Regions from separate parts of the Mus musculus genome. Here regions 1, 2, 4 and 5 are each linked to region 3. A link is a loop called in an ENCODE intact Hi-C map of the cell type or tissue named here. Cell type or tissue: left cerebral cortex. All regions are shown on one strand.

Region 1 (5,000 bases), 110 kb after region 3:
AAGACCTCTCTCCTAGTCTTTCTTAATCTGAGTACTCTAGTCTCCTCCCCCCACCCCTGCCCTCCAGGCAAGCCATGTGCAATTAAGGCAGAGTTGCACACAATAAATTATAGGGAGCCAGTGGATACTCAGGTGAGGGTCTTCCGTGAGGGGATGTAAACGGTCAAAAAGTCCAGCTAAGGTAATTCTTTTGTAAGTGGACACAGCTGAACTCCCCCAGATGGCAGCTGCTTGACTCCAAAGGTAGTTAAGTACACCACCAGGCTGGCCATGAGCTGGATATGCAGTCAAGGATGATCTTGCGATTCAAACGGCCAAGCTTGACAGCTAAGTTCGATTCCCAGGACGTCTGCATAAGAAAGAAGACCAACTCTTGAAAATTGATGCACATGGCCTCCACATGTGCAGCGAGGCACACACAAATTAATTAAAGTTAGTTTTCTTTCGAGTTTTTAAGACAGGGTCTCACTATGTAGCCCTAGCTGTCCTAGAGGCCACTCTGTAGACCTTGAACTCACAGAGATCCATCTGCTTCTGCCTCCCAAGTACTCGAATTAAAGGCATACCTGGCTCAAAGTAAAAGCTAAAGATGAAAATAAAATTGGTCACCAGGCAAACGGTGAAGCTCACATTTAATTAATCCCTGCACTTGGGAGGTAGAGGCAGGTGGATCTCTGGGTTTGAGGCTAACCTGGCCTACAGAGTGAGCTTCAGGATAGCCAAAGATACAGAGAGAAACCCTGTCTCAAAACTAATCAAATAAATAAATAAACAAACAAACAAATAAATAAATAAAATTGGTCTGTAATCCTCTTACTGTAGGAGAAAATGCATTTGTGTGTATAAAACACAAATGTTTGTATGTATTTATATGAATATATGTATGCATGTATGTGTATATATGTAACTGTATTTATGTGTATATATGATTGAATGTGTATGTTCTGTGTGTATATATATGTGTGTGATATACATGTATATGTGAGTATATATGTATGCATGTATGTATGTATGTATGCGTATTAACTGTGTATTTGTGTATACTTGTGTGTATGTATCTGTATGTGTATGTGAGTGCAGGCGTATATCTGTTTATATGTATGTGAATGGGGATGTATGTATATGTATATTTGTAACTGTGTGCATACCTGTATATGTACGTGTGTCTCTGTGTGTGTGTTGCTGGTTATGGAACCGAGGTTGCACTGACCACACACCTTGCTGCTCCTTGCGGCTTGCCCCTGCACTGACAGGATCGGGCCCTGGTGAGGCCCGCGGTGGCTCTGGCTTCAGCGCGCGGTCACCCTGGACCTCGTGCGAGGAGGCTGAGACAGCCGACTCAGGCGGTAACTCCGCTGCAGGCCGGCGCCTAGGGTTACCTAGCAACCAGCACCTTAGCAACGGGGAGGAGGCGGGCCGGGGGACGGAAGCCGGAAGCCGGAGGCGAAGCCTCGCGAGGGTTGGTTTGCGCGCGGACTCCGAGTGCGGCGGGTCAGTGGCAGGGACCCGCAGCATCTGTCAGTCATGACGGCGGCCGCGCCTTCGCAGCAGCGGCCCGCGGCGGCCCGGGCCCGGAACCTGCCCTGGTAGGAGCGGCCCCACATCCCGCTTCCCGCTCTTCCTCCTAGGAGCTTTGCAGATCCTTCCCCGCTCCCGGCCTTGGCGCCGCAGCCGCTCCTCCGCTTCCATACCTGAACGGGCTCTGAGCTCAGCTTAGCCATCCTCGGGGTCCTCGAGCATCGCCTCTGCGCTCCGATGACCCTAATAAATTGATCCTGGGTTTCTTTAGAAAGGTTCCGAGGACGGAGGAGTGGGTAGGCTTGGTTGGATTCGAACTCGTGTCCGAATTCAGCGCTTGCACTCTATCCCCTCTTTATTTGCGGGGGAGGGACCGTAGCAGCGCACCCTGGTGGAGGTCAGAGGACAACTTGCAGGGACCTGATCTTCCACCCAGGGCCCCAGCGCCTGCATTCTGAATGGCCCTACAGCACCTTAGCGGTGTTTTAAATGAAGCAAGCCTAGCCATGCTTTCATTTTCTTTTCTTCTGGTCTATCCTGAGGAGGAAGACTTGTCTCAGGCCACACGGTATTTAAATTCTCAGGACTGGAGTCACAGACCGTGTGGCCTTTTGAGTCTGGCTTCTCGAACTCAAGGGTTTTCTGTTCTGTAGCATGGTTCAGCACTCGATTCCCTCTTGAAAGCCACATCATAAGTGGATTGCCCGTTCTCTTGCTTATAGGTATTTGAGTATGAGTTCCGTTTGCGCAGTCTCAGCGCTGTTGGTGAGGGGCAAGGGGGAGCTGTCCTGCCCACTGGAGGATGTTAGCAACCTCCTGACTCCTACTCAACAGATGCTGCTAACACCCATTGCACAGTTAATACAGATAACTGGCCTGACCGATGTCCCCTGGGGGGACAGAACAACTCCTGGTTGTGAGAGCCAGTGCTCTGTTCAGACGCGAAGGGTTTCTCTTCCTCTGCTGCTTAGGATGTGAAGGGGCTTCTTTGCATGTAACAGAACATGGCTTGAGTATATAGATTGTAACTTAACGGTGAATCCTATTTCAGGGTTGAGAAGTACCGGCCACAGACCCTGGCCGATCTCATTTCTCACCAGGACATTCTGAGTACCAGTAAGTATCTGTCTGTTGCTGCTGTCCTTGTGGAGGGTTGGGTCCATTTCGTGATGACGATGTCTCTGCTGGGTGACCCTTAGAGGATGCTCTGAGCCTTTATAGAACCGGCCATGTGTCGCCTTCTCCATAGTGTACCAAACTGTCTCAAGATCTGTTTGGTTTTACTGTTTAGGTGTTTTGTTTACACATGAAAGTGTGTGCACCTTGTGTGCCTGGCTCCTCCAGAGGCCAGAAGAGGACCCTGGATCCTGTAGGCAGTTGTGAGCTGCTATGTAGGTGCTAGGAACCAAACCCAGATCCTCTGCAAGAGCACCCGGCTTAACTGAGGCACCTTCCCAATCCCCCCATGTCCCAAGAAGACAACACAGAAGAGGGATGGTTGATTTTGAAGAGGTTTTGGTTCACAGTGCTTGGCTCTGTTGACTCTAGACCCTTGGTGAGCACAACTTCGTGGCAGTGGGAGCACTCTGCTCCAAAGTGGACAGGAAGTAGAGAGCTAAAGGGGTGGGGGAGCAAGCAGTATGACCCTCAAAGGCACGAGTTTGGTGACCTGACTCCTCCAATGAGGCTGTGCCTCTAAACCAGTGGCTCTCAACCTTCCTAAAGATGTGGCCCTTTTAATACAGTTCCCCATGTTGTGGTGACCACCCCCCCCCACCATAAAATTATTTCATTGCTACTTAATAAATGGAATTTGGTACTGTTACAAATTATAATGTAAATAAATGTCTGATAGGCAGGGTATGTGTGCGATATGTAGCTCCTAAAAGTGTCGAGACAGGTTGAGAACTTCTGCTCTCAACTTAATAGACCCTCCCAAGATAGCTAGTGTGGAAGACAGATAGACAGACAGACAAACTGTGGTGTGACTTCAGGACTTCCCCTCCCTGTCTACTCCGACTAGGACACTGAAAAACTGAAGCATATCTGGATTTAGCATAACCAGGTCCTAAGGTGATTGTGTAGGACCCAGAGACTGACACATGTCACCCCTTCCTGTCCCTCAGTTCAGAAGTTCATCAGTGAAGACCGCCTGCCACACCTACTTCTCTATGGCCCTCCAGGGACAGGAAAGACATCCACCATCCTGGCCTGTGCCAAGCAACTGTACAAAGATAAAGAATTTGGCTCCATGGTCTTGGAGGTGAAGGAGACACTCTCACTCCACAACAGCTCAGACCTCCAGACACTTAACCTTTGTCCTTCTTTTATTCCCTGACCATCTGAGTCCTGGCTGTGTTTGACCAATGGGATCTTGTGTGTGTTTTGGGGGGAGTTGGGGGGTGTCAAAATGGGGGATACTGCTTAGACTTGCTAGGGCATTAACACCTGGCAGCCTCTACTTTCTGCGGGGCCAACTTAGAGGTTGTACCCTGCCCACACAGCCTGCTCTACCTGCCCACAGCTCTTGTTGAACCCCTTAAGATTTCGTGGTGATAATGAATACTGCATATCTCTTTAGTTTAGGCTAGTGGTTCTCAATCTTCCTAATGTTTCGACCTTTTAATACAGTTTGTTATGATGTGGTGACCCCCAACTATAAAATTATGTTCATTACTACTTCACAACTGTAATTTTGCTACTGTTATGAATTGTAGTACAGTTATCTGTTTTTTTGATAGTCTTAGGCAACCCGTGAAAAGGTCATTCGACACCCCTTGGGGTCAAAACCCACAGGTTGAGAACCACTGCTCGACAAACACCTTTAAAAATGTCTCTTCATCAGGATCTTCTTAGATTACTGCTCTGAGCCATGCTGTCTGTGAACTCTTGGGACCTTGGCTGACAACCTTAATACCCTTAGGTTACAAAAACCTAAATGCTGTATTTGAAAGAAAAGCATTTGAGGGACTGGAATGTAGCTTATTTGATAGAGTGCTCGCCTACTATGCACAAGGTCCTGGGTTTGATCCTTAGCATAATAAACAGACTATACACCTATAATCCCAGCATGCAGGAGGTGGAAGCAGGAAGGTCAGAAGTTCACGGTCATCTTAGGCTATGTGAGTTCAAGGCTAACTTGAATACAGAAGACCCACAATCAGAAGAAAAGCATTTGACTCAGGCAGTGGATCTGAAGCTTAGCCCCTTGCTGTCCAGAGTTCTTTCTTTGGCTTATTCAAAGCACAGTAGCCTGCAGGTGGTGAGAACTAAAGTTAACATCAATTGCTCACGGCAGAGGTCCTGGGTCAGGGTCACCAGGCCGTGTTTATTTCCTACATTTTTGTGGATGATCCTTTTAGGATGTTGTGTGATGGTATTGTGAGGCTGTGTACAGGGTTTTTGATGATTGTATCTTAGCTGTCATTAGACCTGAATGGCTGGCTGACACTTCCAGCCACTAGCTTGTAGCTGGCACAGGG
Region 2 (5,000 bases), 78 kb after region 3:
ACTTGGGAGACAGAGACAGGTGGATTTCTGAGTTCGAGGCCAGCCTGGTCTACAGAGTGAGTTCTAGGACAGCCAGGGCAACACAGAGAAACCCTGTCTCAAAAAACCAATATAGATAGCTAGAAAGAGAGAGAGAGAGAGAGATACAGAGATACAGAGAAGTAGCTGGAACGCTAATGAAACATTTATGCCCTAATGGATTCAGGGTTCTGTTGTTGATTTTTGTTGTTGTTCCTGGTAGGTTTTGTTTTTGTCTTTTTCAGAATTTGGGGGCTAAACATGCTATATTAGGCAAGACCTCCACCACTGAGCTACAATACAGTTCTCTTTTCCTTTTTAATTTGCGGCACAATGTTACCATGTGGCCCACGCTGGCCTTGGATGTTCCCTCCTCCCCATTCCAGCATCCCAAGTGCTAAGATTACAGGTGTGCACTGCCACACCCAGCTTCGATTAGTAATTCACAAAGTGTCCCTAATCAGAAACACAAGGTCTGGGGCTTGAGGATACAGTCAGTGGTAGAACCCTCATCTAGCATTCACAAAGTCCTGGGTTCAATTCCCAGCACCGCCAAAGAAAAACTACGCACAGAAGTACACCATCTGCATACTAAATGCAGAATCCTGGACCCTCTCTCCAGTTTCAGCTAAATTCGAATGTGGCCATCAGATGCTGGGAACCCACATTTTAGTCAGCACCACCATGAGGCTTCAGGCTATCAGATAGCTGGGAGGGTCAAAAGCTTGGTGACTGCAAACATGAAGTCTGGCCCAACCATACCTTCTCCAGGGCTCCTCTCCTCTACCCTGGTCCTGGGGAGCTAGGCAGTTGAAACTGTCATGCTTGCTCCAGAAGCGTCACTGGGCATTGTGGACCAAGTGTTGGTGTGTCCTGTGGTACCCTCAAGACTGTGAGATCCAGAAAAAAAAATGTGCTTCCTGTTGTGTGGGCTACTAGGTCAATTTGACAGAAGCTTGAGTAATCTGAAAAGAAGGAACCTCAGTTGAGCAACTGCCTCCATGAGATCCAACTGTGAGGCATTTTCTTAATTGGTGATCAATCGGGGGTGGGGGAGACTCAGCCCATTGTGGGTGCTGCCATCTCTGTGCTGGTGGGCCTGGGTTCTATAAGAAAGCAGAATGAGGGGCTGGAGAGATGGCTCCGCGGTTAAGAGCACTGACTGCTCTTCCAGAGGTCTAAATAAATAGTTCTTTTAAAAAGAAGAAGAAGAGGAAGAAGAAGGAGGAGGAGGAGGGGGGAGGAGGAGGAGGAGAAAGAAAAAAGAAAGCAGACTAAACAAGCCATGAGGAGCAAGCCAGCAAGCAGCACCTCCCATAGCCTCTGCGTCAGCTCCTGCCTCCAGGTTCCTGCCCTGTGTGAGTTCCTGTCCTGACTTCCTCCTTTGATATATTTCTATGGAAGTATAAGTCAACTAGACCCTTTCCTCCCCCACTTGCCTTGGTCACGGTGTCTCAATTGCAGCAATAGGAACCCTAACTACGATAACCTATGACTCGAACTTCCCAACCAGCACATCAGCCCTTTGTCCCCTAATTTCAAATACAAGACATCTTGCAGAGATATCACTGAACCAGGTGCCCGTTGTTTGTGTATGTGTCTGCAGAAGTGCCGGGGATTGAACCCAGGTCACTACAAAAGTCAAGTGTTCCACCACTGGGCTCCATCCCCAGCCACAGAGTGCCTGGCTCTGTTAATCACTGCTCTCCAGGGAGTCAGCGAACAGAGGACAGAACACCATAGCAAGAAACAGAAGGAAACTCTGAGCAACTTAGACTGTAATCGTCCGCCTAGACTGGGGTTTGCTGATGACAGGAGAAGAGACATGGTGGAGGTGGTGGCCCTCAGGGGCCTGTATGAGCTTTCCCATGTATAGTTCTGAATCCAAATCTGTCCTGGGCCCCTGTGCAGAAATAAGGACTAGGCTAACAACAGCCCACACCTTTTCATCCAGCAGCAATCGTTAGTCAACCCCCCCTCTCTCTCTCCTTTGAGAAAGGCAATGCCTGGGCCTCCCAACACCCTTCCCACATTCACATTTATCTTATTTCATCCCTGGGCTCATGTTCCCGCTTGACAGGTGAGCATAGATACATAGCCAAGGGCAGCAAGCGCCGTATTTAAACACACATACATACACACACACACACACACACACATACAAACTCCTCTTTCCAAACCATAGTCTCCTGCACCAATACAGACATCAGGTCAAACTTAAAACCATGGAGGAGAAACAAAAGGCCTGACAAATGAGTCCAAGAGGTGCATTCATACAGATGACCCCATCAGCCAGGACTGATGAAACACTTCAGGCTTCCGGAACTCACAAACCAAGCCAGAGGCCAACCGAAGCAGCCAGCTCCGGGATACATGGCCATACCAATGGGAAGCCTCCTTTGCTCTGGGCTCCACAGCCACCACTCTCTGGCAGATGCCAGCTAGTGGGAATTCCCAAATTAAATCATGCAATGTGGACAGCTGGGCCTTCGAGGGAAGGAGGTTGAAGGGGCTGCTTGAATCCCTCTGACATTTTGAACAAGGTAGGTTGCTGGAGGATTTCGGTACACCAGGTCTTTCACAAAACCCTGAAAGCATCCCCTAGAGGGGAAAATGGCCTTTGAAGGAAAACAGTTCCTTCCATTTCTTGGTGGTAACTTTGTAGCCATCCCTACCACCCTCTCTTAGCAAACTGCTCCCAACTCCCCTCAAGTTCTGCTGGAGAGAAGATGCTACAAATGAGCCAAACGAAACTCCCGTCTCCTGGACCCCTATCCTCCAAGTCTCACCAAGGCAGCCCAAGAGCATTTTCCCCACGCCACCTAGTGCAAGAACCACTCCAGGCAATCGTAACATTTACACATTTTGGGCCTGCAAAGACCCCACACATACACATACACACACACACACACACACACACACACATCAAACGATTGTTTTAGAAATGGGGATTTTTTTTTTTCTCACGCATCTGGTTTTCTAAGGCGTAGATTGGGGGAAGGGGGGGGTGAGACACAGAGCAAAAGGTTGAATTCATTTAAGCAGCCCCATCTAACCAGGCAAAACCACCTTTGACCACCTGCAGAACGCACAAGGTCACGTGGGTTCCCTGCAGCTCCTTAACATAGCACCCAGCACTCAAGCCCCCGTAAACAAATCTGAGAGAGAGAATGAGAATAATAATATAATAATAATAAATAATAACAACAATAATAACTCCCTCTTCCCACAAGAAAAGAATAATCATGGCAACAGCTACAACCCATAATAATAAATACGGAACAGCAATTATTACTGCTACCACCACCACCCGGCCGAGCACAGACAACAGCCGCACTGGGAAGGGAAGGGAGGGACAGCCGCGCTGGCTTTGCCAGGTGATAAATCATAGCGCATCATTCGTGCCCACCTGCTTTAGCCCCCCCCCCCCTTCCCAGGCCCTCCGTCAACACACAGAATCCCAAAGGGAAAGGGGACAGACTGGAGAAGGGGAAGGAATGGAAGGATTGCCCCCCACCCCCACCCCAGGCAACACCTACCTCCAGGGTCCTGATCTCCTTCTGCGTGAGGTCGTTGGAAGCTGCACACTTGGTCCTAAGCCCTTCCAGATTGGAGATGCTCAGGTCGATCATGTTCTGAACCAACTCGCACTGCTGCAAGGCTTTTTGCAAACTCAGAGGTTGCTGCTCTTCGCTTTTCGTCATGTTTTCCTCATCCATCGCTTGCTCTGCAACCCCCCCTTCCCCTCCTCCTCCTCCACCTCCTCCCAGAAAGAAAAAAAGGGGGAGGGAAGGAGTAGAGGTAGAGGGAGTCCACCCCCACCCCCCCTACGCCTCCCCAACCTCTGCGACTTCTCAGCGGTGTCTCCTGAAGAAACCCAACATCTCACACAAGCTTGAGGGGAGTGGGGGGTGGAGGAGGGGACAAGAGCCAAAATTTATTATTATTTGGGGCGGGGGAGAGTATCAGGCAGTCTGCATTAGAATGTCCCTTGTCTCCTCTCTCCTCTCTCTTTCTCTGTGTCTCTGGTCCCTAAAAAGGGAGAGATGCCCGTTTGTCAGAAGCCAACCAGGTGGTAGGGTGCAGTCTGTACACTTAGAGAGGAGGAGGAGAAAGAGGAGGAGAAAGAGGAGGAGGAGGAGGAGGAAGGGGAGGAGGAGAAGTGGAAGGAGGAGGCAGAGGGAAATAGAGCTCACGCTTCGCACACCGGCTCCGTGAAGGGCGGAATTATATGTATATAAATCTATTTGGCCGGGCTGGCTTTTATGTCAAAAAGGAGCGCGCCTGCCCCCCTCCTGGTCGCGGTGACACGGCATGGTCCGCGGGTCCCCGCGCTCAGCGCGCTCTCGGGATGCTGTGCGCACGGCTGGCGCGGCTGCGGCGCCCACTGCGGCTGGCTGCGGTCTGCTCCCCGCGACAACGCTGCTGCTGCTGCTCCTGCTGCTGCTGTTGCCACTGTCGCCGTTGCTGCTGTTGCCGCCGCCGGGCTCCAGGGGGGACGGCTGCTGAAATCGCTCCTGCCTCGCTCCACACCGACATCTTGCCTGTCAATCACTGGGCGGGGTGGGGAGCGGAGCGGAGCGAGGGATGCAGCGCCGAGAGGCGCCGTGCGCGCAGCCGGTCCCCGGGTCCCCGCACTCTGGGCGCGCCTGGGACCCGCTGGCGGCAGGCGGCGCGTGCACCTGCCCGCCGGGCCACCCTCCAGCCGGGGAGGCGGGGTCCCTTGGGACTGAGGGGCTTGCGTGCGGAGCGCAGCCGCTACGATGCCGTGGGGGTGAAGAGGGGGGCCGGGCTGGTCCCCAAGGTGGCGGGGAGGCCCGGCCCGGGGGCGGGGAGAGGTACTCGGTGGCCTGGGTGGGGGTGGGGGCCACTACGCCAGCCCGGATCTCGCGAGACGAGGCCGGAGCGCGGCTCAGCAGGTGCGCGGGGACCCGGGAGCAGGTGCGCGCCCAGCTCACAGGGTTCTGTGCAGCTCTCCTGGC
Region 3 (5,000 bases):
GCCTCCTGAATTTGGGGATTACAGATGTGTGTAGTGATGCCTGGTTTGATAGTGTCAGTTTCTTCTTTCGATGTATTAATGTATTTTATTTATATGTATGTGCTTGCCTGCATCCATTATATCCAGAAGCCTCAAGCAGCCAGAAGAGGGCATAAGATCTCCTGGAGCTGGAGTTACAGGTGGTTGTAAGCAGCCACATGCGGACACTGGGAACTGAGATGCAGTGAGTTTCCTTAACTCTTGGGCCATCTCTCCAGCCCCAGTTTAATGACAATAAATTTACCTAAAAATCTTGCTTCCCCAAGACTACGGTCACACACGGCACTCTCATGGCTGTCAGTTATGGTCCTTTGATGGACACCTTCCAGCAATCATTTATTTAAACCTTCCACACTTTATGAAAAAAAAAAATACTGAAGCCCGGAAGAGTTACGTCATTGGCCCAAGGTCATCAAGGCTCAAGGCCAACAAATTTCACCCAAGTCTTGAACCCGAGTACCCAAGTCTAACTCACTGAGCATGGGATTCTCCATCCTGGCAGACAAGCTAACAGGCTTCAGAAATCCCATGGTTTCTAGATGAGAATAATCACCGTGGGGAGACCCACACATAATTAAATATATGGGTACCATTCTGTGGGCTGAAAGGAGAAAACTGAGCTGATCACCCCCATCCATCTGTGGGAAGACAACACTGCAAACACAAACCACCGTGTCAGAGGCCATGTGGTCAGAGCCAAGGGAGGACAGCCAAGGGTCAGCCCGGGCAGCCGAGCGCTGGCTTCTTACCCAGCAACAATCCACTAGCACAAAACAGTAACAGCGCAAGTGTTGGGCTTGCTAAGGCCAGCAAGGCCCCTCCTCCTTCCTTCTCACACAGTTCTGGGAGCTGGTTTTAAGCGCAAAGCTTCTTAGACCACACCCCTGGATGCTCCCTTCAGAGAAGCCCAGGGATGAGAGCATTTAGGGGCACATAGCTCTCTGGCAAGAGTCCTTAAGTATCCGCCGAGTCCGACCGTTTTCTAGGCCAGCCTTACTCTGGCCGTTTCCTTTTCTCCTGAGCCATTTTTGTTGTATTTTACGGAAGTACTGCCCACAGAAATCTCCGCACAAAAATCTTCCCCGTAGAGGGTGTGCAAAGCAGTAAGGTCCCCTTGGGGTGAACATCAGCTCCTAATTTTAAGTCCTTTCGCATTCGAAGTGTAACTCAGTGGCAGAGCATATGGCCAGCGTATAGGAGGTCCTTGCTTTGAGCCACGTAACCAATAGAAAAACACTGTAATAATAATTAAATCCTTCAACGTCACTAAAGTATATATATATTGGTTTTCCAAGACAGGGTTTCTCTGTGTAGCCCTGGCTGTCCTGGAACTCACTCTGTAGACCAGGCTGGCCTCGAATTCAGAAATCCGCCTGCTTTTGCCTCCCAAGTGCTGGGATCAAAGGCATGCACCACCACTGCCCGGCTAAATTATATTTTTAAATGGTTCCTTATATGTTTCTTCTTTTGAATGTGTTGGCATGCTGATGTAGGGGTCACATTATGGGAAGTGTATTAGAAAGGAGGAAATGAAGGCCGGGGTGCTAGACTCCCACGCTAAAGTCACACAACCAAAGCAGGGCCAGGATCTGATCTTGGGACATCTAATGTTCTCTCTGGGGTCCTCTCCTTGCTTCTCCACTGAAACAGTCACATGGTAAACACCTTTGGTGGCTTCGCCCCGCCCCGTGGCCTCGTCCTACCTGGTGGCCTAGTTGAATTTTAGGTCATCCTCAATTCAAGTCCTCGCAGAGCTAATGTGGAAAAATTAGTTTAAAGGGTCCACCTTCAAATTACAGCAAGGCTGGTCCAAGGGTGCACACTCTCTGAGGCCCTGCAAGGGTCACAGGTGCAGTTCCAAGCAAGGCAGGGAGCCTAGGGTGCAATTCTCCATCTGCACACCAGAGGGAAGCCTGGCACCTCACACAGCAAATGGAAATTGTCTGCAGGCCCAGACTCCAAACCAAGCATCCCCCGCACCTTATTACTGTATTCCGCATTAGCACGATGGTAAATTTAGCAGCATAAACACACACACCAAAAAAAAAAAAAAAAAATTAAAAGTCAAGACATGTGACAGCTCTAAAAATAACCGCGTCTCAAATCCCTAAGCAGGAAACTTTTCACTCGGTACCTAAACTAAGACGAACTACAGAGACCTGTAGGAAATACACAGGCGTTTGGTTTGGTCCTGCTCAAAGCCATGTCACATCTCGCTAAAAAAAAAAGAGGCGTCTGGAAAAATAGGGAGGGTGCGGGGAACACTGAAGAGGGGTTGCCCTGGATCCTCCAAGCCTGTGTGAACTTCCCAGCCAGCCTGGGCTGGGGCTCATTTCACGCCCCGATTTCACGCCCCGAGGTACATGTGGGGCTCATTTCACGCCCCGAGGTACGTGTGGGACAACGTCATACAGCTAGCATGCAGGCAGCCCTTGAACAGTCCATTCCTGCAGCCTCGAACTGCCTGAAACCACAGGATCTGACTTTGCACTTGTCGCTCCTATCATCTGGAGGCAATCCTAGCAGCGATGTGACCCTCCCACCCTGCAGAGCTCTCCCTTCCAAATTAGGCCCACCCAGTTACGCACGCACACCCCCACGTCCTTATCACGGATGATCTTGTTTACTGGTTTCCATGGTTACACCTCCCCACCACCACACCCCCATCAGCCGGTGCGGGTTTTCTGCCCGTGTTCCCTGGCATTTAGACAAAACGCACATCGCTGGAAATGGCCACCAGACCTCCAGAAATAAAACCCTGAGTTCTTTCTCAAAGTACAGCCTGGGCAGGACTGGCGGGATCCCTGGCCGTGTAGCCAAGGCTCTAAGGCTGTCAAACCCGCCTGGGTAATGAAATCACTGCACCCAGAAGCCTAAGGCCATCCTGCGGTTGCCAGGGCGACCATTGTCATAACACCCCTGCACGAGGGGCCAGCTGACAGGAGAGAGAACTGTCTGACTGAGAAGGTTTCAAACAACCGGGTCTATTGCATCTAGAGGCGAGGTCCTTGCTGAGGAGAACCCTGGGTCTTCTGCCCTGACTGGAGCCCAAGGCATGGGGGACCCCAGGGTGCAGTCAGTCAGGGGCAGTCAAGGGATGTAGAACATCCCATTGCCCACTGATTTGTGCTGAGGATAGCTGACAGCCATCTCTCTTTCTCTCCCTCTCCCTCTCCTCCATCCTCTCTCTCTCTCTCTCTCTCTCTCTCTCTCTCTCTCTCTCTCTCTCTCTCTCCCTCCCTCCCACCCCACCCCATGGAGTCCAGAAGAGAGCTCTGGAGCTAGAGGTAAACAGGTCAATATAAATTCTGGGAATTGGATACAGGCAATCTGCCCTTAACCACAAAGCCATATCTCCAGCGCCAACTTTGTCTCTATCTTTCCTCTTACTGTTAAGGAACATTACAAAGAGCCAAAGGTTCACAGTATAGACACTCAGTTCCCCGGTATTTCTTCCAGGAACATTATTACACTCTTTATATGTTTTGGAGACAGGTCTTGTGTAGCCCAGGCTGGCCTCAAACTCACTATGTAGCCGAGGGTGATGCTGAACTCTGGATCCTCCTGTATGCTTAGACATACAGATGTGGCAACGCCTCATGTCATTTGTGCTGTGCTGGGGATGGAACCCAGGGCTTCATGCAGGCCAGGCAAGTGCTCTACCCACTGAGCTACATTCCCCAGCATCAATGTTATTATAATATTAACGTTTATGTTATAACAGCCTGATGCCATAATATGGTTATGCTTATAATGTAATATAGAGTCGTGCATTCATGAGTTTGAAATATAACCATATCTCTATTAAATTTGCAGCAAAATTGACACTTGTTGATTTTGACATACTTGCTGTATCTACTAGTCTATTGATAACCATGCTATTAATTCATCAACTATTATTTAAAAATAATCTAGTCATGGTTGAATTCATAGCTATAAGGCTTACAGTGTGCCAGGCACTGGGATAAACACTTTACTAATACCAAATTTGATTGTCATACTTTGTACCTTAAGGGTTGAGCGAAGAGAGCAGAGGCACTGAGTAACCACTGAACCGCCCAAGGCCATGAGCCTAGCTAATGGGACATAACTGCCCCAAGCCTGTTCTGTCCCTGAGTGTCAGACTCTGCTCGCTAGGGCACCCCCACCCCAGGGATCTTGTTAAAAATACACACACGAAGCCCCCACTGGGCTCCACTCCAAGCCCCTGGGACTCCTGGGACCAGGGGCTTCTCTCTCCAGCTAAACAAGGCTCCCAGACAGTTGGGAAAGGCAAGAAGCTCAAAGATGCTGTTTTTGATGTCAGTGTGGTGGAAGAGCCTGCCTCTCCTTGACTCCTGCAGCTACAGCCATGAGGAGCTATAGAACACGTGCACGCACACGCAGACACTGATGCAGATGGGCAAGGAAACAACGCTCAGTCAGTAGTGCCTTACAGGGACAGGAATAAGAAGGATAAGAGACAACCTTAGCCGGGCAGTGGTGGCGCACACCTTTAATCCCAGCACTTGGGAGGCAGAGGCAGGTGTATTTCTGAGTTCGAGGCCAGCCTGGTCTACAGAGTGAGTTCCAGGACAGACAGGGCTATATAGAGAAACCCTGTCTAGAAAAAAACAACAACAACCTTAACCTGTGTCTCCCTTGCAAGCATTTCCAACTTTTCTGGATCAAGGAGGCACCCAAAATGTGCACCGGCTCCTCTGTGGGCCAGCACTGGCTTCAGGGCAGCGGATGCATTACCTAATCCATCCAACTTCTAAAAAACCACCCCAGCCTAAGTTGAATCCAATTTCAATTTGATCAGTCTAAATGACCTCCCACCTGCTCTATCCCCTAGACACATGCTGTAATTCTCTCCCTCTTTACGGATTCACCAGGGGCCATGTTGTAAAGGAAGTGCTCACTGACAGTGGGGAGCCACTCTTGGTGCCTCCATCCTGAACCACGCCAACTGAGAAAGG
Region 4 (5,000 bases), 130 kb after region 3:
AGCCCTTGTTTCTTTCTCTGCCCAGACCAAATTCACAGTCAAGTCCCATCAAGTCTGTCTCCGAAAGCCTCCGCTAACCTTCCTTTCCAGCCCCGTGGCTACTTCTTGAATCTCTCCAGCAGCACCTGTTGCCGGGCCTACCAGGCAATCTTCTCACTGCTCTCTGGGGCCTGCTCTGACTCCTCTCATCTGTTCTTACTTCTTAGCTTGCAGTCTCTCTTACCCAGTTCCTACCCTCAGCTCCAGCACGATCAGGCCCCTTTGACTAAGCTCAGTTAGTTCCAACCTCTGGACTTTGCACCAGCTCTCCAAGGCTGCACCTTATCTTCATTGTGTCTGCCTCAAAGGACTCCTCCCTCCAGGCAGTAATCAAGGGCCTTCACAACTCCTCATTAATTCCTTTCTAGAACTCCTGACTACTGAGGTCATTACCACTCCCCCACCCCCACCCCCCCCTCCGGCCTCACCCCCGGCCCCGCCCCAGGCACTAGGAGGTCTGCTCACAGCAGCAAATCTTGTCTGTTTGTTCCCAAAGCAAGCGGTCAGGCTACCAAGAGATACTCGTGACAGACATGCAATACCTCTTAAATACACAGGAAGTGGAGCCCATTGGACTACCAAGATGCATGTGGCATCCACTGTTCATTTGGAATTCTCAAACCCTAGCCCTGCCCAGAATTCACACTCTATTTCTGGGGTCTGGGGGGTTTCATCTTTTGCTATTTCAGGTCAGGAATCTAGATTCTAAAAGAAGACACCAGTCTCCTGGAGTCTGGGCCCAAACTAAACTTGGCAACTGGAAAACAAAACTGTAATTCGTACAGCACTTCCAAACAAACCAAGCAGAACTGGGAGGATCCAGCTTCATCTGAGACAGTACCTGCATGGCCCGCCGCGGCTGGGTCAGGACTTTGGTAAATTAATACGCCCCGCATACTTTCTGGACACCACGTGACGTACGGATAAGTGGGAAAGCCAACATACAGGGAGAGGAGGGCTCAATTAAGCTAATGAGCGTACGCACCCCTTCACATTCTCCGCATTTTTCTCGGGGAGGACTCTCTTAAAAACCTGTCAGCAGTTTCCAAGTACCTAACTGTTATTAACTGTAGTCACTGTCCTAGCTAAAGGAGATTCTGTAACCTTTGACCGACATTTCCCTAACCCTTCCAGGTTTCCCAACTAAACAAGGGATGTGTACAACAGGCAGAACGGGAGGAGGATTATCAAAGCCTCTTCCACACAAGGAAAGCCCCTTTAACAGAGGTGGAGGCAGGAGCATGGCTGGCAGCAAGCTTGGTAATCCTTCCTCCTGCCGAGGGATCTTTGCATTGCTAGGCTGAGCTGTCAGCTTGGAGAGATTTGTTTGGATGGTTGGTTGGTTTTGGTGGCTGGAGAGACTGCCCAGCCGTGGGTGCTGGGAACCAAACTCTCATATTTTTTGGCTGTGAGCCTAGCTTTTAATGGCTGAACTCTGGTCTCTCCAGGCCAGCTTGGAGAGTTTTGACTGGCTGCTCCATCATAATAATCAGCGCTCTGTGTCCATGTCACCTTCTTGGTGACATTGCTAACTCAGCAGGGTGACTAAGTCGCTGTCCTTTAGCTTTAGTCATTTAGCTTTCTTTACACTAGGGAATTCTGGGTTGAGTTTGTGGTTAGCATGCATCTGGGGTCTATTTCCTCCTCAAACCACCTTGCCTGTCTGTCACTAGTCACCAGCCATAAGCAGTTACTGAACCCCTGAACTGTGGAAGTCTATTAAGACTATAATACGGGGCTGGAGAGATGGCTCAGTGGTTAAGAGCACTGACTGCTCTTCCGGAGGTCCTGAGTTCAATTCCCAGCACCCACCCACATGGTGGCTCACAACCATCTGTAATGGGATTGGATGTCCTCTTCTGGTGTGTCTGAAGACAGCTAGAGTGTACTCACATGCATGAAATAAACAAATCAATCTTTAAGAATATAATACATGGAACTGGAGAGATGGCTCAGCAGTTAAAAGCACTCGTTACTCTAGCAGAGGAACCTGCGCTGGATTTCCAGTACCCAAATGGTAGCTCACAATTGTCTGTAACTCCTGTTTCGAGGGATCTGATGCCTTCTTCTGGCCTCTGCAGGCACCAGGTGCATGCATTGTGCAGACATCCATGCAGGCAAAACACACACATAAAATATAAAAAAGTAAATCTAAGAATAGTTTTTAAAAATTATAAAGCACACACCACACTGTAAAGCCTTAGCGGTAACGATGGCTCAGCTGTTACAGCTGCATAGGAGCCGCTTTGCTGTTCCATCCCCAGAACCACCTGGAGGCTCACAACTCTTTGTAACTTGGTACAAAGGCTCCGACGCCCTCTTCTGGCCCCCTCAGGCACTGCACGCAGCACGTGGTGCAGACAAACTGGCAGTTAAAACGCCCACACAGAAAAATTCTTCCGTCTCCAAAACATTCCTATAATTTTTGTTTCATGGCATAAATTAAACTTGAAATATTTTAGATACGTTATCCTTTTTAATTTCAACTGTTGCCTTTTTTTAATGTGTCTACGTTTAAATTACATATTGCTATTATATTACTCTGGGCCAGCAAGGACCCAGAGGGTGCCCGGCACATACCAGATAATAAATATTTGTTGAATGAATAAATTAATTGTAACCACCGTTCTACTGTTTTCTACTGTAATCCTTTTACAATAGACATTATTCAGTTTGAAAAGAGAGTAAAACTCTGGCCTAGTGTCTGGCCTTTTTAACAGTAGCTTGGTAGCTCCCAACAGCTCTGCCCACCGCCTACCACACAGACGTCAATCACTAGGGAAAAACTCTGCACTGGAAAAGATTCCGGTTTAAAAAAAAAGTGTGTGTGTGGGGGGGGGGAGGTGGTCTGGTCACAGATTGCTTTGAGATACAACTTTGAGGCATCAATGGAAACGAAAACGGAAGCTATAAAAAGAGTCACAGAAGAAAACAGTAGGGGCCATTTAAACAGAATTCTATAGGGAAGATACTGAAAGGTTTTAATCTAGATGGAAACCCGGGAGAGGAGCTGCCGCGACACCTTTCCCTGAAAGCCTGGCTCCTGCAAACAAAGAAATGTCATTTCCTAAATGCAAAGGGGACACCACCCCAGGGAACACCTGCCTTTCCAACAACCCCATCCGGCCCTGCCAGCCCTCTGGTGCATCCGAGTCCTCCAGACCTGGGTGAAGCTTCAACTTCACCGGAACAAGTCTGAGCCCTAGGCCTTGACTCTTAAAATCCCCCTACGGAATCTGTCTTTCAGCTCCGGTATTTGGGGACCCTGGAGTGTGGCGACAGCCCCCTCCCCCAGGTCCCCAACCCACGCTACTATTCCGTGATCAGGACGCTGGGACAAGAGCCCTCCAGGGAGAAGCCCCGAGGGGCTGCAGGTCTAGCCATCCCTAGCATCTCTGCGCTTTTCCAGGCGGCCAGCAAGTTCATCCCGTGCTCTCACTTTGAGCTTTCGTGGTGACAGCTGTGGACCTCACCCACTAGGGTGTCGGGACCTACGTGTCACCCCGGGGCAGTGTCCGGGGCCCCACCCCGTTCCCAGGCACCCACCCAGCGGCCGCAGCTACTACCGAGCCGCGATGGGCGCTGAGGCCAGAAGCCCGGCCATGGCGCAGGCGACCCGGGGACTCTGGAGCCATCCCAGTCCAGTGGGCTCGCTCAGGGACGGCGGCCGGTCCCCGCGGTGGCAGGAGGCCGGCTGCCGCAGCTGACAGCGAAAGTGAAACAAAGCTGCCCTCCCCGCCTCGGTCGCCGCCCCGCCGCGGCCGCACTCACCTCCGGCCTCCATGAGGACGCGCGGCCCGCCCCAGGCGGCGGGCGCCTCAGCCCCCAGGGCCGTGGGCCTTCATTCCGCGCCCGCCCCGCCGCGGCCGCGCCCGCCGCCGCCACCACCGCCGCCAATGCCGCCGCCGCTGCCGCCCGCAGAGGCCATCAGCTGCTTCCCGTCACATGGCGGCCGGCGGGGGCGGGGCCGGGGCCGGGGCGGAGAGCTCGCAGGGGAAACGCTGGGGATGCGGGGGCGGAGGCGGAGTGGGCGGCGGGCGCGGGACGCGGAGCTTCGAGGGGGACGCCGAGCTGTGGGGACGGAGGCGGGAGGCGGGGGGCGGGGAGCGGGGGGGGGGAGGGAACGCCGGACTAAAGGGACGCGGAGCCCGGAGGAAGCGGGGCTAAGGGGACCCGAGGTGGGGGGGAACACTGGGCAGAGCAGACAGAGAAGGGGGCAGGGGAGCCCCGGGCAGGATGGGGTTGGGGGTCTCCGAGAGCATCCAAAGTGGAAACCTAAAATTGGAGCGAGTAGAGATGGGGGTGGGGCGGGCAAGGGCTGGGGGTGTCGTGGAGAAACCTAAGGGACTGCTCGCTCGCTCGAGGCTCAGGGAAGCTGCCCGGGTCATGATGCTGGCTGGGGGGCAGGGAACTGGGGATCCCAGCGGGAGCTGAAATGCTGGCCTTGACAACGGCCCCAGCGGGAGGGATGCTGGGAAAGCCAAGGGGGAGGAACTAAGGGGAGAGGAGGTCAAGGTTAACCCCCACACACCCCGAGATTTCCCTCTTCGTGTCCTCAGATGCTAGTGCCTCGGGTCCTGGTCCTGTTTGTGTCGGGTGGATTTAACTTGGAGCCAGGGTAGGAGAAAAGGGGTTTTAAGTAGTTCCTGTAGTTGTTCCTTGGCTTTGGACTTTCTCATGGGCTCTGTAATCCCCTGGTAGTGTCCTGTCACCACCCCACCCACCACCCACACTCAAGGTCGCTCCAGTCCCTTTTCCTGTTTCCAGCCTGGACTTTTTTTTCTCCAAGTTCAATGTCCCCATTTCCTTCCCTTTTGAGTCATAGATCTCTTTGTAATGTGGAGCCAGGGAAGGAAAAGTGATGGGTTTAAGTCTGCTCTCCCATGTTTTTTGAGCTGGAACGGTAGGAACCTTGCTTCTACATTCTTGCTTTGTATGCGTCTCTCTTCCACTTAGCGTTT
Region 5 (5,000 bases), 190 kb after region 3:
GCTTCTCCTCCAAAGATGCTGCTTCCACACCAACAAATCCTAACTGGTTTGCGATGGGGCCCCAAATCATAGGAACCAGAAAAAAATTCAACCACAAGCCTCCTCCTGTGTACTGGCATTTAGTCCCTCCCACTCTGACTCTGGCTTTAGTCCCCTCCCACTCCGGCTCCTGAACTGGATCAGTTCTTTCCTCCTAATTATCCACATACTCACATTTTATCCTGCCTTTTAATTTCTAAACTTCTCCCTCACACCCAAAGAAAAGATTCCATGTTAGCCCCACTCCCACCCCCCATGGAGCTGACCCTACAGTAGCGCATGGCCTTGCTATGCCTCCAACAGGTACAACACAGCTATCCCAGTCAGATCAAAGGGGACAAGACCTTAGTTCAACAATACATACTCACTCTGAAATCAAACCGATTGCCTGGCTACAGCAGTTCTCCAGAACCACAGAGGACTGGGCGTGCGCCACCATGCCCGGTGACAACATTTTTTTTTTTAATTAGGTATTTTCTTCATTTACATTGACAAAAATCTTTTAAAAGATAATTTAATATGAACACTTAGGAGGCAGAGGCAGGAGGATCTCTGTGAGTTCTAGACTAGACCAGCCTGGTCTACAGAATGAGTTCTAGGTCAACTAGAATTACACTGAGACCCCTGTCTTATAAATAAACAAAAACAAAACCACACACAGAGAAATCTAAAAACAAACCCAGACCAGACAAACAAAAATCATATTATGCTTGGGGCTAGAGAGTTGGCTCAGTGGTTAAGAGCACTGCCTGATCTTCCAGAGGCTGAGGGTTCAATTCCCCACACTCTATAACTCCAGTTTGAGGGCATCTGACGCCTTCATAGATGTACACCAAGCAAAACTCTTATGCACATAAAAATAAATCTTAAAAGAGGTGGATTAGCCGGACGTGGTGGCGCATGCCTTTAATCCCAACACTCCGGAGGCAGAGGCAGGCAAATTTCTGAGTTCCAGGCCAGCCTGGTCTACAAAGTGAGTTCTAGGAGAGCTAGGGCTATACAGAGAAACCCTGTCTCGAAAAACCAAAAAAAAAGAGGTGGATTAGCTGGGCAGTGGTGGCGCATGCCTTTAGTCCCAGCACTTGGGAGGCAGAGGCAGGCAGATTTCTGAGTTCAAGGCCAGCCTGGTCTACAGAGTGAATTCCAGGACATCCAGGGCTACACAGAGAAACCCTGTCTTCAAAAACCAAAAACACCAAAACCAAAACAAAAGTGTGTATGGAGAGATGGCTTAACAGTTAAGAACACCGGCTGTCCTTCCAGAGGTCCCAGGTTCAATTCCCAGCACCGGTTCAGGGATCTAACCCTCTGACACAGATATACGTGCAGTCAAAACACCAGTGTACATAGAATAAAAATTACTAAAAAAAATACTACTCTCATATTTTCATTCATTTTTTTATGTGATTTTAGGAACCCCATAAGCTATCTGGCTGACCGGACCAGCCTCTTAACAGCAAACCCTGTTTTCAGGGGAGTGACGGTGCACAAAGTTGGAACCTACAGAGGAAGCGTCCTGATGTTAGCCCCAGCTCCCACATCCCTCATAGCACACGCTAGAGTTTGGGTGTATCTTCCCAAGTTCCCTGAAGCCTTTATTCCCGTTTGTTTGTTTTTTGGTTTTTTGGTTTTTCGAGACAGGGTTTCTCTGTTTAGCCCTGGCTGTCTGCTCACTTTGTAGACCAGGCTGGCCTCGAACTCACAAATCTGCCTGCCTCTGCCTCCCGAGTGCCTCCTCGCCCGGCTCCGGTGTTGTTTTAGTAGGAGGGGCTTATGTCACTAGATTAATCAGAGTCTAGGTAGAGTTAGTCAGCTTGAGGCTAGGTTGATACGAGGTGAGTCTATTCCTGTGTGCACGCGTTCCTTCCCACTCTATTCGTCCTGTTTCCTGCCGGGCATATGTCTCAAGCTGGCTTGAACTGGCTATATAGTAGGGGTGACGTTGAACTTCCGATCTTCTTACTCCCTTCTGTGCTGGAATGGCTGCAGCTCCAGATGCAGTTCCTGCAGTGTCAGGCAGCGCCCTCTAGTGGCTGAGCCCCAGCCCCAGCCCTCCTCTCCCCCTTCCCTCCACCTCCAGCTTTGAGAGGTGTGATAGGAAATGGAAACCTCTGGAAGCTGACCCATGCTCATGGACTGGTCAAGCATCAGTACTGTGAGCCAAATGTGCTTCTTCTACATTATAAGCCGTGGTGTCTTCTGTTACAGTAACAGAGAAACCGACAGGGGCAAGAAGGTAGAATTTTCTTTTACTGGGCACAACGGCACCTATCTTAAATGCCACTCATTTGATCCCCATTTTACAGGTGAAGAAACGAAAGCACAGAGAGGGGAAATAAACTCCCAAGCTGTCACAGCCTCACATCTGTTTATAAAACAAAATCGCTGGGGTCCTGTATTTCCCCAACGAATAACGAATTTTTAGTTTGGTTTTGTTTAATTTTTTTTTTTTAATATTTAAGTGGTGTGTGTGTGTGTGTGTGTATAAGTGCCTACAGAGTCCAGAGGTGTGGTCTGTGGTCTGATCCCTCTGAGCTGGTAGTTACAGGGAGTTGAGGGGCTGGGAACCAGTACAAGCTTTTAATTGCTGAGCCATCTGGCAGGGCTGTTTTTTGATTGTTCGGGTTTTTTTTTTTCTTCTTCTCTTTCTCTTCTCTCTCCCTTCTTTCCTTTCTTCCTTCCCCTCTCTCTTTCTCTTCCCTCCCTCTCTTTCTTTCTTTCTTCCTTCCTTTTTCAGATTTATTTTTATGTAAATGAGTGCTTATCTGCATGTACACCTGCATGCCAGAAGAGGGCATCAGATAACATTACAGATGGTTGTGGGACACCACATGGGTGCTGGCAATTGAACTCAGGACCTCTAGAAGAACAGACAATGCTCTTAACTGCTGAACCACCTCTTCAGCTCAGGCACTCATCTTATTGTGTCTTATAGATCTTTGGTTAACTATTGAAAAGATATAAACACTGTGCACAAAGAAACGGAACCACATCTTGTTGCTTGTTACTGTTGGGTCTCCCATTCCCAGAAACAGTCTTACTCTCTGGTATCTTGTGCTTAGCATTCTGGTATTGACTGCCCACCCTCTACCCTCCCTCCTCCCCCTCCCCTCCCTCTCCTCCCCCTCCTTTCCTCCCTCTCTCCCTCCTTTTTCTCTTTCTTCCTTTCCTTCTTTTCTTTTCTTTCCTTCCCTTTCTTTCTTTCTCTTCCTCTGTTCCTCTTTCTTTCTCTCTCTTTCTCTCTTTCTCTCTTTCTCTCTCTCTCTCTCTCTCTCTCTCTCTCTCTCTCTTTCTTTCTTTCTTTCTTTCTTTCTTTCTTTCTTTCTTTCTTGTATTTAACTTGTCAAAGCTATCAGGGCTGGAGTGCTGGTGACCCCTGTAACTCCAGATTCTCAGGAGGCCAAGGCAGGAGGAGACTGAAGCAGGAGGAGTCCAAATTTGAGGCCAGCCTGTGCTACATTGCAAGGCCGTTTCAAAATAACAATTTAAAGGTTACGTTTGGTGTCACATGCCTTTAAAATCCATGCCACTCAGGAAGCAAAGATAAGTGAAACCCTAAATTCAAGGTCTACAGAGTGAGCTCCAGGCCAGCCAGAACTACACTGAGAAACCATGTGGGAAAAAAAATGAAACAAATAAACAAACAAGCAAAACCATCAGAAAACAAATTAACAATTTCTAAAGAGCTACATACCGGTTGCACCTTAATAGCATTTGTAAGACTGTGATAAAATAAATTCACCTGGCAAGACAGGTTTCCCTGGTTAAGAGCAGGTGATGCTCTTCCAGAGGACTGGAGTTTGGTTCTCTGTATTCACATCCGGCAGCTCAGAACTGCCTGTAACTCCTTATCGCCTGTAACTCCAGCTTCAGAAGGTCAGACTGCGCCCCCTTCAGACACACACATAATAAGGTTGTTTAAAAAGTAAAAAAACAACAACAACAAAAAGATATACTTACAACAATTATTTCAAGGAGCTTAAAAAACACACCGGAAACAACAAAGAAACAAAAACCAGTCCTTGCAGGTCTAAACTGGAATTATAAATGTGTTTCAGTGGGACATGTTACATCATACGACCCTCCCCCCTCCCTGCCCCCCAGCTCTTGGGAGGTTGAGGCAGGAGGATCAGGAATTTCAGGGCAATACAAGCTAATTAACCACTTTCAAAACAAAAACAACACACAAAAAGGAAAGTGTTCTAGTTTTCTTTGGTTGCTATGGTGACCATTATGACGTCACAAATGGAGGCGGAATGGATTTTTTCCAGCTTATGCTTTGATGGCCATCATTGAGAGAAGCCAAGGAAGGAAACTAAAGCAGAAGGCCAAGGAACTCTGTTGCCTGCGTATTAGCTTTGCCTAGGCCCATGGCCTAGGGATAGCACCGCCCACAGTGGACTCGGCCTTGCGACCTCAGTTAATCAAGAAAACGCACCATAATGTGCCCAGGTGCCGTAGGATGGAGGCAGTTCCTCAGTCGAAATTCCCTCCTCAGGTTTGAGCTGTGTGACCTTAACCGCCAAGACTAGCCATCAGACAAGGGGAAGAGAGGACCAGAGATAAAAGTAAGAAAAATTGTCCATGCTTTCTGAATCTAGAACCAAGAGACGAGCTTACTTACAAACTTGGTCACCAGGTGGCGCTCTCAGCCCTGAGTGGACTTCGGATCCCTCCACCAAAGCCATCTGATAAAGATCCAGCCAAGATGCATAAAACTCAGAAGAATTTTAGAGATTTCCGTTCAGCCAATAGCCACTGTGGTCCAGAGAATTCAGGGAAGGCCAAGACTTACTCAATGCCTCTTTCAAGGTCACAGCTCGTGGGAAAAGCCAAGAACCACACACAGTCCAGGCTCTGATAGTCTAAAATGTATCTATCCCACGGTCCTTGATCCATTGTTCAGAACTCCTGGAAGGCCCTCCTGTCCTTAAATACTGGAAAGTCACTTTTGCACAGTG

The links. Hi-C counts contacts between places; a loop is a spot of excess contacts. Peaks named below come from ENCODE experiments on the same cell type or tissue, not always from the same donor. Only the 100,000 strongest peaks of a DNase experiment are listed, where the experiment ranks them.
Region 1: it touches region 3 in a loop (4-fold over the local background); 10 of 42 quality-filtered maps call a loop at or near these places.
Region 2: it touches region 3 in a loop (8-fold over the local background); 6 of 42 quality-filtered maps call a loop at or near these places.
Region 4: a loop joins it to region 3, with 10 times the contacts of the local background. A loop is called at or near these places in 3 of 42 quality-filtered maps.
Region 5: a loop joins it to region 3, with 6 times the contacts of the local background. A loop is called at or near these places in 27 of 42 quality-filtered maps.

Annotation. Positions count from the first base shown.
Region 1 is chr5:117,385,503-117,390,502 of GRCm38, reverse strand. It overlaps Rfc5 (replication factor C (activator 1) 5), which reads left to right and starts at 1,480. Exons shown (of 11, transcript NM_028128.1): 1 at 1,480-1,586; 2 at 2,570-2,634; 3 at 3,645-3,781. The coding sequence starts at 1,525. Gm15728 (predicted gene 15728) reads right to left here and starts at 1,381. Exons shown (of 2, transcript NR_166496.1): 1 at 1,218-1,381; 2 at 1-349. In left cerebral cortex, CTCF peaks have their summits at 1,232 and 1,910; a DNase peak (open chromatin) is centred at 1,408; H3K4me3 peaks cover 1,578 bases; H3K27ac peaks cover 1,254 bases.
Region 2 is chr5:117,413,566-117,418,565 of GRCm38, reverse strand. Ksr2 (kinase suppressor of ras 2) reads right to left here and starts at 4,564. Exons shown (of 20, transcript NM_001312914.1): 1 at 3,558-4,564. The coding sequence starts at 3,737. In left cerebral cortex, CTCF peaks have their summits at 2,809 and 4,496; DNase peaks (open chromatin) are centred at 2,759, 3,769, 4,429, 4,890 and 1 more place; H3K4me3 peaks cover 3,203 bases; H3K27ac peaks cover 2,390 bases.
Region 3 is chr5:117,491,117-117,496,116 of GRCm38, reverse strand. The region is part of intron 1 of Ksr2 (kinase suppressor of ras 2); the gene reads right to left. Among named protein-coding and RNA genes, the nearest start is that of Gm42013, 9.3 kb to the right of the region's middle. In left cerebral cortex, CTCF peaks have their summits at 142 (motif pointing right) and 1,934 (motif pointing right); DNase peaks (open chromatin) are centred at 859, 1,970 and 2,654; H3K4me3 peaks cover 719 bases; H3K27ac peaks cover 985 bases.
Region 4 is chr5:117,356,284-117,361,283 of GRCm38, reverse strand. It overlaps Wsb2 (WD repeat and SOCS box-containing 2), which reads right to left and starts at 3,979. Exons shown (of 9, transcript NM_021539.5): 1 at 3,811-3,979. The coding sequence starts at 3,823. It overlaps Gm42012 (a long non-coding RNA gene), which reads left to right and starts at 4,424. Exons shown (of 2, transcript XR_878716.2): 1 at 4,424-4,657. In left cerebral cortex, a CTCF peak has its summit at 2,368 (motif pointing left); DNase peaks (open chromatin) are centred at 3,171, 3,990, 4,508, 4,840 and 2 more places; H3K4me3 peaks cover 2,901 bases; H3K27ac peaks cover 2,970 bases.
Region 5 is chr5:117,304,866-117,309,865 of GRCm38, reverse strand. No RefSeq gene overlaps it. Among named protein-coding and RNA genes, the nearest start is that of Gm52828, 6.3 kb to the left of the region's middle. In left cerebral cortex, CTCF peaks have their summits at 2,042 (motif pointing left), 2,841 (motif pointing right) and 4,675 (motif pointing right); DNase peaks (open chromatin) are centred at 2,048 and 4,683.